2 separate regions of the Homo sapiens genome follow, and region 1 is linked to region 2. Evidence: read pairs that join two places in POLR2A ChIA-PET (ENCODE). Cell type or tissue: CD4-positive, alpha-beta T cell. All regions are shown on one strand.

Evidence for each region. Peaks named below come from ENCODE experiments on the same cell type or tissue, not always from the same donor. Only the 100,000 strongest peaks of a DNase experiment are listed, where the experiment ranks them.
Region 1: POLR2A ChIA-PET joins it to region 2 with 16 read pairs; 3 of 35 experiments call an interaction of 5 or more read pairs at or near these places.

The regions. Positions count from the first base shown.
Region 1 is chr1:28,842,336-28,850,335 of GRCh38, forward strand. All of the region lies in intron 1 of OPRD1 (opioid receptor delta 1), which reads left to right. Among named protein-coding and RNA genes, the nearest start is that of OPRD1, 34 kb to the left of the region's middle. In CD4-positive, alpha-beta T cell, no CTCF peak of the experiment used is centred here; a DNase peak (open chromatin) is centred at 4,056.
Region 2 is chr1:28,355,729-28,363,728 of GRCh38, forward strand. No RefSeq gene overlaps it. Among named protein-coding and RNA genes, the nearest start is that of PHACTR4, 10 kb to the right of the region's middle. In CD4-positive, alpha-beta T cell, CTCF peaks have their summits at 4,090 (motif pointing right) and 4,294; a DNase peak (open chromatin) is centred at 4,123.

The DNA.
Region 1 (8,000 bases), 490 kb after region 2:
CGGGCATTTAGACGTCGGCCGCTCTGACCAACTGCTCTGGCTTTGCCTGGGGAGAACATTCTTACCAGGAGCTTACTTGTCAGTCAGCACTTGGGTATTCAGTTGAGAAGCCCAGCTCTCCAGAGGCCCAGGAACAAGTGTGGATTGAATGTGGCCTGGCTGTGCCAGGGTACAACCAGTCTCCATCAAACTGAAAGAAAATTAATAGAGGTGGTGATGATCCTTCTGCAGTGGGGGCTTGTTTAACAGAGGAGTGTAGGGCTCCGAAAGGAACACGCATAGCCACTCAGTGCTTGGTGCTAAGGAAGCTTTGTGGATTTGGAATCAGAAAGAAAGCAAAGGGTTTCACAAAGGTATCTCACGGTCAACAGAGGTTCAGCCAGAGCTTTCCAGTCCCTACCCCCTGATTGGATCCAAAGGGTGATGATTAAACCCTAAAATAAAAAAGCAGGCCAGGTGTAGTGGCTCATACTTGTAATCCCAACATTTTGGGAGGCTGAAGTGGAGATCACTTGAGTCCAGGAGTTTGAGACCAGCCTGGACAACATAGCAAGATCCCATCTCTAAAAAAATAATAATTAAAAAAATTAGTTTGGTGTGATGGCACGCACCTGTAGTCCTAGCTACTTGGGAAAAAAAAAAGAAGAAGAAAAAGAAAAATACCAGGTCAGGGAGTACCAAAAGGGCTGCAATTTTCAACTACACACTGGCTTGTATGCTGCACGCTTTCACACGTGCGGCTCCTAGAAAGCATCATTACACTGAAATTACCAACAAGGAAGCAGGTTCAGAAAGGTGAAGTGACTTGCTCAAGATCACTGAGCTATGTATGTTGGGGAGCCAAGATCTGAATGGCTCGAAAGGACCCCCTCACCCCACTCCCAAGCTTAGAAAATAAACACAGCGACAGCTCTTGATTACCGCCTTTTTTATTGTGATAAAATATACACAACATAAAAAATACCATTGTAACCATTTTTAAGGGTGTAGTTCAGTGGCATTAAGTACATTCACACTGTTATGCAGCCATCACAACCGTTCGTCTCCAGAAGTTTTTCATCTTCCCAAACTGAATCTCCATACCATTTAAGCAGTAACTGCCCATCCTCCCCTTGCCCTAGCCCCTCGTAACCCCAGGGCTTCTGCCTCTATGACTGTGACTACTCTAGGTGCCTCATGTAAGTGGAATCATTCAGTGTTTGTCTTTTTTGACTGGCAAATTTTATTTAGCACGATATCCTCAAGGTTCATCCTTGTTGTAGCAGGTGTCAGAATTTCCTTCTTCTTCTTTTTTTTGTCTTTTGAGACAGGCTCTTGCTCTGTCGCCCATGCTGGAGTGCAGTGGTGTGATCTCGGCTTACTGCAACCTCAACTTCGGGGTCAAGCAGTCATTCCACCTCAGCCTCCCGAGTAGCTGGGACTACAAACGTGCATCACCACGCCCGGCTAATTTTTGTATTTTTTGTAAAACTGGCTTTGCCACCAGGCTAGAAATTTCCTTCTTTTTTAAGGGTGAATAATATTCCATTGTATGTCTATACCACATTTTGTTTCTCCATCTATCAATGGATATATGGGTTGCTTTCACCTTTTAGCTATTATGAAGAATACTGCTATGAACATGGGTATACACACAGCTCTTCAAAACCCTGCTTTTAATTCTTCTACCAGAAGAGGAACTGTTGGATTGATCATAAGAGGCAATTCTATTTTCAGATTTGTGAGGAATTACAGTTTTGTTTTCCACAGTGGCTGCACCATTTTACATTTCCAAAAACGGTACACGAGAGTTCCAGTTTCTTCAAATCCTTGCCAATACTTGATTTCTGTTTTTTTTTTTTTTTTCATTATCTTAATAGGTGTGAAGTGGTATCTCATTGTGGTTTTGATTTGCATTTCCCTAATGATAGTGATGTTGAGCATCTTTTCATGGGCTTATTGGCCATTTGTATATCTTTTTTAGGGAAATATTCAAGACAGGGTCTCACTTTGTCGTTCAGGCTGGAGTGTAGTGGTGTAATCATGGCTCACTGCAGCCTCGACCTCCAGGACTCAAGCGATTCTCCCACCTCGGCCCTCCAAGTAGCTGGGACTACAAGCGCATGTCACCATGCCCAGCTAATTTTTGTATTTTTTGTAGAGATGGGGTTTTGCCATGTTGGCCAGGCTGGTCTCAAACTCTTGGACTCAAGCGATCCACCCACCTCAGCCTCCCAAAGTGCTAGGATTACAGATGTGAGCTACTGTGCTCAGCCCTTGTTCATTTTTTAATTAACTTATTTGCTTTTGGTTGAGTTGTAGGAATTCTTTATATAGTCTGGATATTAACCCCTTATCAGATATGTGATTTGCAAATCTTTTCTCCCATTCCATGAGTGACCTTTTCATTCTGTTGACAGTGTCATTTGTTTTTGTTTTTTTGAGGGGGTGACAGAGTCTCACTGTGTTACCCAGACTGGAGTGCAGTGGCACAATCTCGGCTCACTGCAACCTCCACCTCCCAGGTTCAAGCGATTCTTGTGCCTCAGTCTCCCGAGTAGCTGGGATTACAGGTGTGCACTACCACTCTCGGCTAATTTTTGTATTTTTTTGTAGAGATGGGGTTTCAGCATGTTGGAGAGACTGGTCTCAAACTCCTGACCTCAGGTGACCCACCTGCCTTGGCCTCCCAAAGTCCTGGGATGATAGTGTCATTTGAGGCACAAAAGTTTTAAATGTGATATAGTCAGCCGGGCATGGTGGCTCATGCCTGTAATCCCAGCACTTTCGGAGGCCAAGGCGGGCAGATCACAAGGTCAGGAGTTCGAGACCAGCCTTACCAATATGGTGAAACCCCGTCTCTACTAAAAATACAAAAATTAGCTGGGGCCAGGCACGGTGGCTCATGCCTGTAATCCCAGCTCTTTGGGAGGCCGAGGTAGGTGGATAACTTGAGGTCAGGAGTTCAAGACTAGCCTGGTAAACATAGTGAAACCCTGTCTCTACTAAAAATACAAAAAAAAAATTAGCCGGGCATGCTGGTGGGAGCCTATAATCCCAGGTGCTTGGGAGGCTGAGGCGGGAGAATTATGAGGCAGAGGTTGCAGTGAGCCGAGATTGCACCACTGCACTCCAGCCTGGGCGACAGAGTGAGACTCCATCTCAAAAAAAAAAAAAAAAATTGATATAGTCCAACTTAATGTAGTTGTTGTTGTTGTTGTGGCCTAGGCTTTTGGTGTCATATCCAAGAAATCATTGCCAAATCTAAGAAGAAATTTAAAAAAGAGGAAAAAAAGAAAGAAAAACAAACAAATAAACACAAGAAATCATTGCCAAATCTGGTGTCATGAAGCTTTCCCACTATATTTTCTTCTAGGAGTTTTATGGTTTTAGCTCTTACATCTTTGATCCATTTTGAGTTAATTTTTGTATATGGTGTAAGGGAAAGGCCCAACTTCATATCCACAACCTTTTGTAACAGAAAAAAAAATTAGAGAACAACAGTAGAGTTTTGGGAAATGGAGCCATAAACAATTTCTCTTTCTAGAAAGTTGGGTCTCTGGCTCCCTACTGCCTTGTGCTCCATCTGGCTTCCACACAGTAGTCAGCGTGATCTTTTAAGAAACTCACATAAATGAACCACATCACTTCCCTGTTTAAAGTCTTCAATGGCTTCCTGTTACACTCAGAGTAAACCCAAACTTCTTGCCATAGCCCAAAGGCCCTGTGTGATTTGACTCCTGCAGATTTCCGCTGCCGCCTCTCCTGTTGCCTCCTTTCTGGCTCACTACACTGTCGTCACATGTGATTTCTGACCATTCCTGCAGCCCATCAGGCTCTTTCCTGCTACAGGGACTTTGTACATGCTGTTCCTTCTCTTTGGACCAACCTTCCTCCTTCACTTCACATGGCTAACTCTCATCCTTCCAACCTGGCAGAAATGTTGCTGTGTCTTAGATCAAAATATAGACTGGATGGCTTCAACAACAGAGATTTAGTTTCTCAGTTCGTAAGGACAGAAGCCCAAGATCAAGCTGCCACCACGGTCAGGTTCTGGTGAGGGCTGTCTTCCTGGCCTCTAGATGGCTGCCTCATCACTGCCCTCACATGGCAGAGAGAAAGAGAGAGAGAGCAAACTCGGGCAGATCACCTGAGGTCAGGAGCTGGAGACCAGCCTGGCCAACATAGTGAAACCGCATCTCTACTAAAAATACAAAAATTAGCTGGGCGTGGTGGTGGGCGCCTGTAATCCCAGCTACTAGGGAGGCTGAGGCACGAGAATCGCTTGAACCCAGGAGGTGGAGGTTGCAGTGAGCCGAGATTACAGCACTGCACTCCAGCCTGGGCGACAGAGCAAGACTCTGTCTCAAAAAAAGAAAAAAAAAAAAAAAGAGAGAGAGAGAGCGAGCAAGCTCTCTGGGGCCTCTCTTGTAAGTGCAGTAATCCCACCATCCCAAAGGCCCCATTGTATTTATTCAGAGTTGTATCACATGGAGGCTGTTTGCATTTTCTTTCTTTCTTTCTTTCTTTCTTTTCTTTCTTTCTTTCTTTCTTTCTTTCTTTCTTTCTTTCTTTCTTTTCTCTTTCTTTCTTTTTCTTTCTTTCTTTCTTTTTCTTCCTTCCTTCCTTCCTTTTCTTTCTCTTTCTCTCTTTCTTCCTTCCTTCCTTTCTTTACTTTCTTCCTTTCCCTTCCTTTCCTTTCCTGTCCCCTTTCCTGTCCCCTTTCCTTTCCCCTTTCCTGTCCCCTTTCCTTTCCGACGGAGTTTGGCTCTTGTGGCCCAGGCTGGAGTTCAGTGGCGCGATCTCAGCTCACTGCAACCTCTGCCTCCCGGGTTCAACCAATTCTCCTACTTCAGCCTCCTGAGTAGCTGGGATTACAGGTGCCCGCCACCATGCCCAGCTAATTTTTATGTTTTTAATAGAGATGGGGTTTCGCCATGTTGGCCAGGCTGGTCTTAAACTCCTGACTTCAGGTGATCTGCCTGCCTTGGCCTCCCAAAGTGCTGGGATTACAGCCGTGAGCTACCGCGCCCAGCCGAGCCTGTTTGCATTTCTGACCTGAGGACACCTCAGAGGTGACAGGACCAGGGCAGAGGTCCAGCCCAAATTGACATGAGTGCACTTAAATGGAAGGGCCCAGGTTCTTTGACGTTGTACATGTACCAGCTGAGGATCAAATGGCATGTGTTATTGGGAGAAGCAGTCTCTGTGGACATGGATACTGAAAGAATAATAAAGGCTGGGCACAATGGCTCAGGCCTGTAATCCCAGCACTTTGGGAGACTGAGGTGGGTGGATTGCTTGAGCCCAGGAGTTTGAGACCAGCCTGGACAACATGGTGAAACCCTGTCTCTACAAATAATTTAAAAATTAGCCAGGTGTGGTGGTGTGCACCTGTAAACACAGCTACTTGGGAGACTGAGGTAGGATCGCTTGAGCCCAGAAGGCCAAAGCTACAGTGAGCTATGATTGCACCACTGCACTCCAGCATGGGCAACAGGGTGAGAACCTGCCTCAAAAATAAATAAATAAAAATAAATAAATAAAACCAGAAAATCAAGTGTTGTGTTGGGCTTAGGGCTCTCATATGTAAACTGCAGAATAAAGCCAAAAACAAAAAACAAAAAAAACCCAGTTATTGGAAAAAAAATTTGCCAGGCACGGTGGCTCATGCCTGTAATCCCAGCACTTTTGGGGGCCAAGGCAGGTGAATCATGAGGTCAGGAGTTCCAGACGAATCTGGCCAAGATGGTGAAACCCTGTTCCCTACTAAAAATACAAAAATTAGCCGGGCGGGATGGCGGGTACCTGTAATCCCAAGCTACTCAGGAGGCTGAGAAAGGAGAATCGCTTGAACCTGGGAGGCGGAGGTTGCAGTGAGCCGAGATCGTGCCACTGCACTCTAGCCTGGACAGAGCAAGACTCCGTCTAAAAAAAAAAAATGACAGCAAGAGAAACCCCAATACCATCACGTTGGGAGTTAGGGCTTCAGTATATGAATTTGAGGGAACTGAATTCAGTTCATAGCACACCTCCTCAGAGAAGCCATTGTTGACCTTCTAATCTAAGCCAGGGTCCCTCCACACTCCCCAGCCTGTCACCCCCACTAGGCAGTGTCCATCAATATACTCCGTTCTTATCCTTCATGGCATCTTGGTAATAGCAGGTAACTGTTCATTAATTAATGCAGCAGTTTGTTCAATGTCTGCCCCCTCCCTAAGGTCACAGATTTCAAGAGGCCAGACTGTCGCCATTACTCCTAGATCACTTATTCAGTGCCTGGCACAGTTCAAGTGTCCACTTAATACCTGTTAGATGAGTGAGCAAACCCCAGTTTATAGTAAGTTCACATTCTTTTTCACTGTGAGAGGTGGGGAAGGAAGGAAGATAACAAGTACTGAGTGGTTACCAGATGTTGGCACTTAGACTGAGTTCAATACCAGCTCTGCCACTTACTGGTCATATGACCTTGGATAAATCACCTCGCCTCTTGTGTCTCAGTTTACCTTCTCTAAGAGATGTCAATACATATTTGGACCACGAGAAACAACTGGAAGAGGAATGACAGCAGGGGTGAGGTGTGGGACAGAAAACAGGGGCAAGAGGATGATTGTCTAGAGGGAGTACTGGGACTGTTAGGCACCCCCATCTTTGTATCCTGCACAACCAGATGGCTACCCTCCACTCTGCAAGAAGGCAAGGTTTTTTCTTTTCCTGGAGAAGTTAACATGGAGGAAGTCTGGACTCAGGGCCAGCAGACACAGAAAGGGTCAGGACAAGATACCAAAGGTAAATGGGGAGCAGGAGGCCAGGCACGGTGGCTCATGCCTGTAATCCCAGCACTTTGGGAGGCTGAGGTGGGAGGATCACTTGAGCCCAGGAGTTGGAGACCAGTCTGAGCAACATAGTGAGACCCTCATCTCTATTTTAATTTTTTTTTTAATGGGGAGATGGGGGGACTCCCGGGCCCTTTCTCCAGCTCTGCCAACAGAATTCTGGCAGCCAGAGGTATGCAACCCGGGTGAGAGATGGGGAGATTATTTTCTGAAGGCCTGAAGGCCAGAGAAGAGACCTACGGAAATTGATATTTACATGTGCCTCAGTGTAAAAGCCAGATCATCACTCAGTTCCCCTACAGTGAAGCCCACCAGTTGACAGAGCCCTCACACTGATACACATACACACACACACATGCACACACACACACGCACACACAGGGGCACACACACGTGCCCACGCACACGTGCACACGCACGGAGCTGCCAGTTATTTAGTGCTTCATTTAAAAATCAGCGTTTAATTATATTATATATCACCAGATACTTGAAGGAATTCTCCAGGATAAGAGAGGAAGGCTAAAGCAGATGAAGGAACAAAAATGTTTGAAGCAAGTAAAAGATGCAGAGAGCAGAAGAAAATACTAAACAAGGCTTCTTAGCATCCTCGGAGAGTTAAGAGAAGGTATCATGTCCCTGAAATAAGATACTATAAGTGCTATATGAAAAAGGAATAACAAGAGAAGAAGAAAGGGCACTGGAAAAATAAAACATGAGAGTCAAACTTTTTTTTTTTTTTTTTTTTTTGAGACGGAGTCTCGCTCTGTCGCCCAGGCTGGAGTGCAGTGGCGCGATCTCGGCTCACTGCAAGCTCCGCCTCCCAGGTTCACGCCATTCTCCTGCCTCAGCCTCCAGAGTATCTGGGACTACAGGTGCCCGCCACTACGTCTGGCTAATTTTTTTGTATTTGTAGTGGAGACAGGGTTTCACTGTGTTAGTCAGGATGGTCTCAATCTTCTGACCTCGTGATCTGCCCACCTCGGCCTCCCAAAGTGCTGGGATTACAGGCTTGAGCCACGGCGCCCAGCTGAGAGTCAAACTTTTTAAAAAGACAGGGGCCAGGCATGATCTCTTGTGCCTGTAATCCTAGAACTTTGGGAGGCCAATGTGTAAGGAACACTTGAACCCAGGAGTTCGAGACCAGCCTAGGCAACATAGGGAGACTGCATCTCTACAAATTTTATT
Region 2 (8,000 bases):
AATTACTTCTTAAACTATTCCCTTCCTTTCTGAACTGTGAATTCCCAAAGGAGAGGGATAGTGTCTGTTTCATTTATTCCTGTCTCCAATGTCTAATAGTCTCTTGGTTCATAATATTTTGGGTGGACTGTTCTCGTTAACTCTGTGAAAAAAACAAGATAATAATGCACATAAATACAGAGCCCAACATTTAGCAAACTCTTAATAAATGAGATTTGTTAGTAGTATTAACAACAGAGTATTGTACTGAGTTTACTTGCCTTGAGAAAACTAATGGGAAGAGCAACAAATTAAGATAGGTATTGTGAATCTAGCTCCGTATCTCACTTGTGATATGCCCTTGACGAAATGTCTGTTCTTCTCATTTTTCCACTATTTAAATGAACATAAGATATTCATCCTGGTGTCCCACTTAACTTGGTTGCCGTAAAGTCTGCCTTTTGCCAGACCACACCTGAAATGCTGTCCTGCGTGCCCCCAGTTTCTAGATTCCATACTATCCTTGTGCTTCTCTGCCTTCTCAGCTATTATTGACCCCTGACCTTTCTCCCTTCTATTTCTGTCTAGCTCCTCAGTTTGTTACACCAATTGGCTACCTCCCAGCTTTTAGCTTTGAAATACATTTGTCCTCATGATAAAGACCAAAATCCTTAAGATGCTAATGGAAGCCTCATCTTCTTCCTGCTGTCTTGCTCACTGTGCTCCGGCCACCTGGCTACCCTGAGGTTTCCCAGAGGCACGAATCTCCCTGACCAAGGCCTTTGGACCCAACAGTCCTTACGCTTGGAGCAGCATCCCCACCTCTTTATCGGATTCACCCCCAGTCAACTCCTGTTTCAGCTTTAGCAGCACTTCTTCAGGGAGCATTACTTAGCTTCCTTGGAAGAAATTAGGTTTCTCTGTTATATGCCACCTTCCGTATAGATCAGTGTAATACACTGTCAGGACTTCACATTTTATTGTATTTTATTTAATTCTTTTCTTGTCTTTTCTTTTCTTTTGAGACAGAGTCTTGCTCTGTCGCCCATGGTGGAGTGCAGTGGTGCAATCTCGGCTCACTGCAACCTCCGCCTCCCGGGTTCAAGCGATTCTCCTCCCTCAACCTCCTGAGTAGCTGGGATTACAGGCACGCGCTACCGCATCCGGCTAATTTTTGTATTTTTAATAGAGACAGGGTTTCACCATGTAGGCCAGGCTGGTCTCGAACTCCTGACTTCAGGTGATCCACCTGCCTTGGCCTCCCAAAGTGCTGGGATTACAGGCATGAGCCACCACGCCCGGCCTTATTTATTTCTTAATTTACAAAAATTGTTTCCAGGCTGGGCATAGTGGCTCACACCTTTAATCCCAGCACTTTGGGAGGCCTAGGCAGGCGGATCACCAGAGGCCAGGAGTTCGAGACCAGCCTGCCCAACATGGTAAAACCCTCTCTCTACAAAACAAAAAACCAAAAACCAAAATTAGCCGGGTGTGGTGGGTGTGCCTGTAGTCCCAGCTGCTCAGGAGGCTGAGGCAGGAGAATTGCTTGAACCTGGGAGGCGGAGGTTGCAGTGAGCCGAGATCCACCACTGCATTCCAGCCTGAGCGACAGGGCCAGACTCCGTCTCAAAAATAAATAAACAAATAAATAATTTGGCCGGGGGCACGGTGGCTCACGCCTGTAATCCCAACACTCTGGGAGGCCGAGGCGGGTGGATCACGAGGTCAGGAGATCAAGACCATCCTGGCTAACACGGTGAAACCCCGTCTCTACTAAAAATACAAAAGCCAGGCGCAGTGGCTCACGCCTGTAATCCCAGCACTTTGGGAGGCCGAGGCGGGCGCACCACGAGGTCAGGAGATGGAGACCATCCTGGCTAACACGGTGAAACCCCGTCTCTACTAAAAATACAAAAAAAAATTAGCTGGGCGTGGTGGCGGGCGCCTGTAGTCCCAGCTACTCGGGAAGCTGAGGCAGGAGAATGGCGTGAACCCGGGAGGCGGAGCTTGCAGTGAGCCAAGATCTTGCCACTGCACTCCAGCCGGGGCCACAGAGCGAGACTCCGTCTCCAAAAAAAATAAAAAATAAAAATAAATAAAAATAAAAATACAAAAAATTAGCCGGGCATGGTGGCGGGCGCCTGTAGTCCCAGCTACTCGGGAGGCTGAGGCAGGAGAATGGCGTGAACCTGGGAGGCGGAGCTTGCAGTAAGCAGAGATGGTGCCACTGCATTCCAGCCTGGGGGACAGAGCGAGACTCCCTCTCACAGATTAAAATAAATAAAAAATAAAATAAAATAAAATAATAAAATAAAATAAATAAAATAAAATATAAAATAAAATTAAAACATAATAAAAATTAAAAAAAATCTTTTTTGAGACAGGGTCTCACTCTGGTTGCCCAGGCTGGAATGCAGTGGTGCGATCTCGGCTCACTGCAGCTTCGACCTCTCAGGCTTCAGATGATTCTCCCACCTCAGCCTCCCAAGTAGCTGGTACTACAGATGCGTGCCACCACACCCGGCTAATTTTTTGTATTTTTAGTAGAGACCGAGGTTTCGCCATGTTGACCCAGGCTGGTCTCAAACTCCTGGACTCAAGCAATCCCCTCGTCTCAGCCTCCCAAAGTGCTGAGATTATAGGCGTGAGCCACTGCGCCCGGCCCAGAGACGGAGTTTAGCTCTTTTTGCCCAGCCTGAAGTGCAGTGGTGCGATCTCAGGTCACCGCAACCTCCGCCTCCCGGGTTCAAGCGATTCTCCTGCCTCAGCCTCCGGAGTAGCTGGGATTACAGGCATGCTCCACCACGCCCAGCTAATTTTGTATTTTTAGTAGAGACGGGATTTCTGCGTGTTGGTCAGGCTGGTCTCGAACGCCTGACCTCAGGTGATCCGCCCGCCTCGGCCTCCCAAAGTGCTGGGATTACAGGCGTGAGCCACTGCACCCGGCAGATCTTCACATTTTAAAAGAGAAATTAAGAATTCAGACTTGAATGTAAAATTCCTGGGGTTAAAATGTAAATCACTGTGGGCCAAATATCTGTAGGTTAGTGACTGCCTATGGCCTGCCTATTTGCAACCTGTGCTGCTCAACCTTTAGCTATACTTGGTAAGTATTTCTGTGTTAATCATCACTCCATCATCATTCCACTTATTAACTGTCCACTCCATGCCAGGCACTGTCTTGGTGCTTTACGCAGATGATTTCATGTAATCTCCAAAACCATCTGTGAGGTCAAGTAAGGTTCAGAGAGGTTAAGACGCTTGCCCACGGTCAGGAAGTGGTGGAACCAGATGCTATAGGTCTTTCCAATAGACTTTTGTGTGTCCAGGTACAATTTGTCAGTTTAGAATGGGAGGGCCTTGAATCTTAAATTCAGCTGGAAAAAAAAAAAAGGATGAGAGAGGCTCTGAAGCTCTGCCTGACAATGACAACAACCATTAATATTTGTTGCGTGCTCACTGTGTGCCAGGCCTTGTGCTAAGCGCTTTATGTGATCTAATTTAATCCTCACAACACCTATGTAAAGGAGCTGCTGTTATCATCCCCATTTTATAGATGAGGAAACTGAAGTGTAGAATAGGTATCTGATTGCTGTGCACGGTGGCTCACGCCTGTAATCCCAGCACTTTGGAAGGCTGAGGCAGGCAGATCACCTGAGACCAGGAATTAGAGACCAGCCTGGCCAACATGGTGAAACTCTGTCTCTACTAAAAATACAAAAAATTAGCCGGGCATGGTGGCAGGCGCCTGTGAGGCAGGAGGATTGCTTGAACCCAGGAGGCGGAGGCTTCAGTGAGCCGAGATCACACCATTGCACCCCAGCCTGGGCAACAAGAGCGAAACTCAATCTCAAAAAAAAAAAAAAAAAAAGAATAGGTATCTGATTTACCCAAGGTATAGAACAGGTATCTGATTTACCCGAGGTAAAGACAGAATTCAAATGCAGACAATTGAATGCCACAGCTCCCTGCTTTTAGCAATTTGGTTTTGTGGCAGATTATGGGATGATGACAGCAAAAAGGGAGAAATCTGTAAATCAGTCTTTCTCCAATCCAGAGCCTAATAGAGGACTCAATTGAAAGAAGAATCCCACCAGGTACTTCCAGGAACCTGATATTGAGAGATGTGGCCGGCAGGTGGCAGCAACATTCATAGTTTCTTCTCTAAATTCAGCAATGTTCAAAGCTATAGAGAGGAAACTATAAATTCACACTCATCATTTGCATATTATCTTCTGATGGGCCCAATCCATTCTTTGCCAATAAATGTGACTTTTAGTTTCTTAGCTCAGTGAGAACTGCCAGGCTTGAGAGAACCCTCAGGATTTGAAGCTGCAGTGAAATCATCCAATCCAACAAGCATCGTGGTGATTTTATTTATTTATTTTATTATTATTATTTATTTCTTTTAGATGTAGGGTCGCACTTTGTCGCCCAGGCTGAAGTGCCATGGTACGATCATAGCTCACTGTAACCTCAAACTCCTGGGCTCAAGCGATTTTCCTGCCTCAGCCTCCTGAATAGCTGAGACTGTAGGCATCCACCACAGCTGGCTCATTTTTATTATTTTAATTTTTATAGAGATGGGAGTCTTGCTGTGTTGCCCAGGCCAGTCTTGAACTCCTGTGCTCAAGAGTGACCCTTCTGGCCGGGCGTGGTGGCTCACGCCTGTAATCCTAGCACTTTGGGAGGCCAAGGCGGGAGGATCACGAGGTCAGGAGATCGAGACCATCCTGGCTAACATGGTGAAACCCAGTTTCTACTGAAAATACAAAAAATTAGCCAGGTGCAGTGGCAGACGCCTGTAGTCCCAGCTACTCAGGAAGCTGAGGCAGGAGAATTGCTTGAACCGGGAGGCGGAGGTTGCAGTGAGCCAAGATCGTGCCACTGCACACCAGCCTGGGCAACAGAGCGAGACTCCATCTCAAAAAAAAAAAAAAGAGTGAGCCTTCTGCCTTGGCCTCCCAAAGTGCTGATCCAGGCCCATTATGGTGATTTTAAACTGTTCAGTGGAACTGTATTTTAGTGATTCCCAACCCTTTTTGAGTTTGCGTTTTAAAAAATTATTTGGCTGGGTGTAGTGGTTCACGTCTGTAATCCCAGCACTTTGGGGGGCTGAGGCAGGTGGATCACCTGAGGTCAGGAGTTTGAGACCAGCCTGGCCAACATGGTGAAACCTCGTCTCCACTAAAAATACAAAAAATTAGCTGGGCATGGTGGCATGTGCCTGTAATCCCAGCTACTCTGGAGGCTGAGGCAGGAGAATCGTTTGAACCTGGGAGGCAGAGGTTGCAGTGAGCCGAGATAGCGCCATTGCACTCCAGCCTAGGGGGATAAGAGTGAAACTCCATCTCAAAAAAAAAAAAAAAAAAATTCAATAGCACAAAAGGGTATACGGTGAAAAGCCAATCTTTCTAGCATACTTACCCCAAATCCCACTATCTTCCTACCCCAGAGGAAAGCTGTGTATTCTTTCAGGTTTAGACTGAATAGAAAAGTATATGCATGGGCAGGTGTGGTGGATCACGCCTGTAATCCCAGCACTTTGGGAGGACGAGGCGGGAGAATCACTTGAGCTCAGGAGTTCAAGACCAGCCTGGGCAACATGGCAAAACTCTGTCTCTACAAAAAACACAAAAAAATTAGCAGTGTATGGTGGTGTGCACCTGTAGTCCCAGCTAGTTTGGAGGCTGAGGTGAGAGGATCACCCGAGCCTGGGAGGTCAAGGCTGCAGTGAGCCATGATCGGCTGCTGCACTCCAGCCCTGGTGACAGAGTGAGACTCTATCCCAAATAATCCTTTTAAAAAATGGCGATCTAAAAATATACACGGCCAGGTACAGTGGCTCATGCCTGTAATCCCAGTACTTTGGGAGGCCAAGGTGGGTGGATCACCTAAGGTCAGGAGTTCGAGGCCAGCCGGACCAACATGGTGAAACCTCATCTCTACTAAACATACAAAAAATTAGCCGGGCATGGTGGTGGCAAGGGTTAGGGATCACTAAAACACAGCTACTTGGAGGCTGAGGCAGGAGAATCGCTTGAACCCAGGAGGTGGAGGTTGCGGTGAGCCGAAATCACGCCATTGCACTCCAGCCGGGCAACAACAGTGAAACTCCATATCAAAAAAATAAAAATAAAAATAAAACTATACACTTATAGAAGAAAATTTAGGGGGACATTTTTGTGATCTTGGATTAGGCAAAGATTTCTTAGATATGATACCATCCATAAGATTAAAAAATGGAAATATTGGACTTACTCAAATATTTTATTTATTTATTTTTATTTTATTTATTATTTTTTTGAGATGGAGTTTTGCTCTTGTTGCCCAAGCTGGGGTGCAATGGCCCGATCTCGGCTCACTGCAAACTCCTCCTCCTGGGTTCAAGCAATTCTCCTGCCTCAGCCTCCTGAGTAGCTGGGATTATAGGCTTGCACCACCACGCCCAGCTAATTTTTTTGTATTTTTTAGTAGAAATGGGGTTTCACCATGTTAGCCAGGCTGGTCTTGAACTCCTGACCTCAGGTGATCTGCCCGCCTCAGCCTCCCAAAGTGTTGGGATTACAGGCGTGCGCCACCGCGCCCAGCTAATTGTTTTGTATTTTTAGTGGAAACGGGGTTTCACCATGTTAGCCAGGCTGGTCTTGAACTCCTGACCTCAGGTGATCTGCCCGCCTCAGCCTCCCAAAGTGTTGGGATTACAGGTGTAAGCCACCATGCCTAGCCTTCAAAAATTTTAAATTCTGCTGTGTGAAAGATTCTGTAAAGAGAATGAAAAGACAAGCCACAGGCCGGTCGCAGTGGCTCACACCTGTAATCCCAGCACTTTGGGAGGCCGAGTTGGGTGGATCACGAGGTCAAGAGATCGAGACCATCCTGGCCAACATGGTGAAACCCGTCTCTACTAAAAATACAAAAATTAGCTGGGTGTGGTGGCATAGACCTGTAATCCCAGCTTCTCGGGAGGCTGAAGGGCTGAGGCAGGAGAATCGCTTGAACCTGGGAGGCATAGGTTGCAGTGAGCTAAGATAGCGCCACTGCACGCCAGCCTGGCGATAGAGCAAGACTCTGTCTCAAAAAAAAAATAAATAAATAAAATAAAGAAGAAGGAAAGACAAGCCACAGATTGGGAGAACATATTTGTAAATCACATATCTGATAAGTATCACCTGCAAAATCTCCTCTCATTCCCCCTTCTAGACACTGCTCTCTCACCCCAAAGGGTAGCTGCTATCCTGGCCTTGAACAGAATATTTTTGCTTGTCTTGTATTTTATCCACATGAAATCAAACATAGTACTGTGGTCTGGCTTCTTTCACTTAACATTATTTGTGAGAATCATCTATATGGTTGAGTATGGTATGTTATAGGGCACAAAAGGCGTAAGGGACAACAAACATTTTGCAAAGAATTTTTAGCACCACTGAGTTTTCTGTCAAGATGATAGCTAGCCATTATCTTGAAAACTAGGTGATGGACTGGATCTAATGGAGCACATGGATGAATCTGAGCACTGCAAGGGATGGTCTGGGAGGTTTTGTACCTTTCCTTCCATCCTCTCAGCCTTCCCAATGGGCAAAGCTTTTGAAAACAATTCAGTGAGGGCTTCAATTCTCCTTGTATCTTTCTCTCTGTTCTGGAGCTTTTCCTAAACCATAATGTAGGATACTGGTGAGTGCCTACCCAGAAGTGCAAGGGAAGTTGATGCCTCCTGGGGAAATCCAAACCAATGGAGGATATAAACCAAGGGTTAAATGCTTCTCTGGCAGTCTTTTGGAAGACCATAATGAGAGGCATTACAGAACTCAGATGGGGAGTCTCTGAGCCCGCTTTGGTTCAGGAGGCTGCCCAATTTAAAAAAAAAGAAAAAAGAAAAAAAGAAAGAAAGAAAGAAAATTATCAGATGGGCTTGGTAGGATCCAGCCCCAGGTGCCCACAGCAGTGAACACCTTGTTAATACATCCTTGTGTTGGCTTTTTTCCTCTTCCTATTTTATTCTGGACTTTTACTTTAAATCC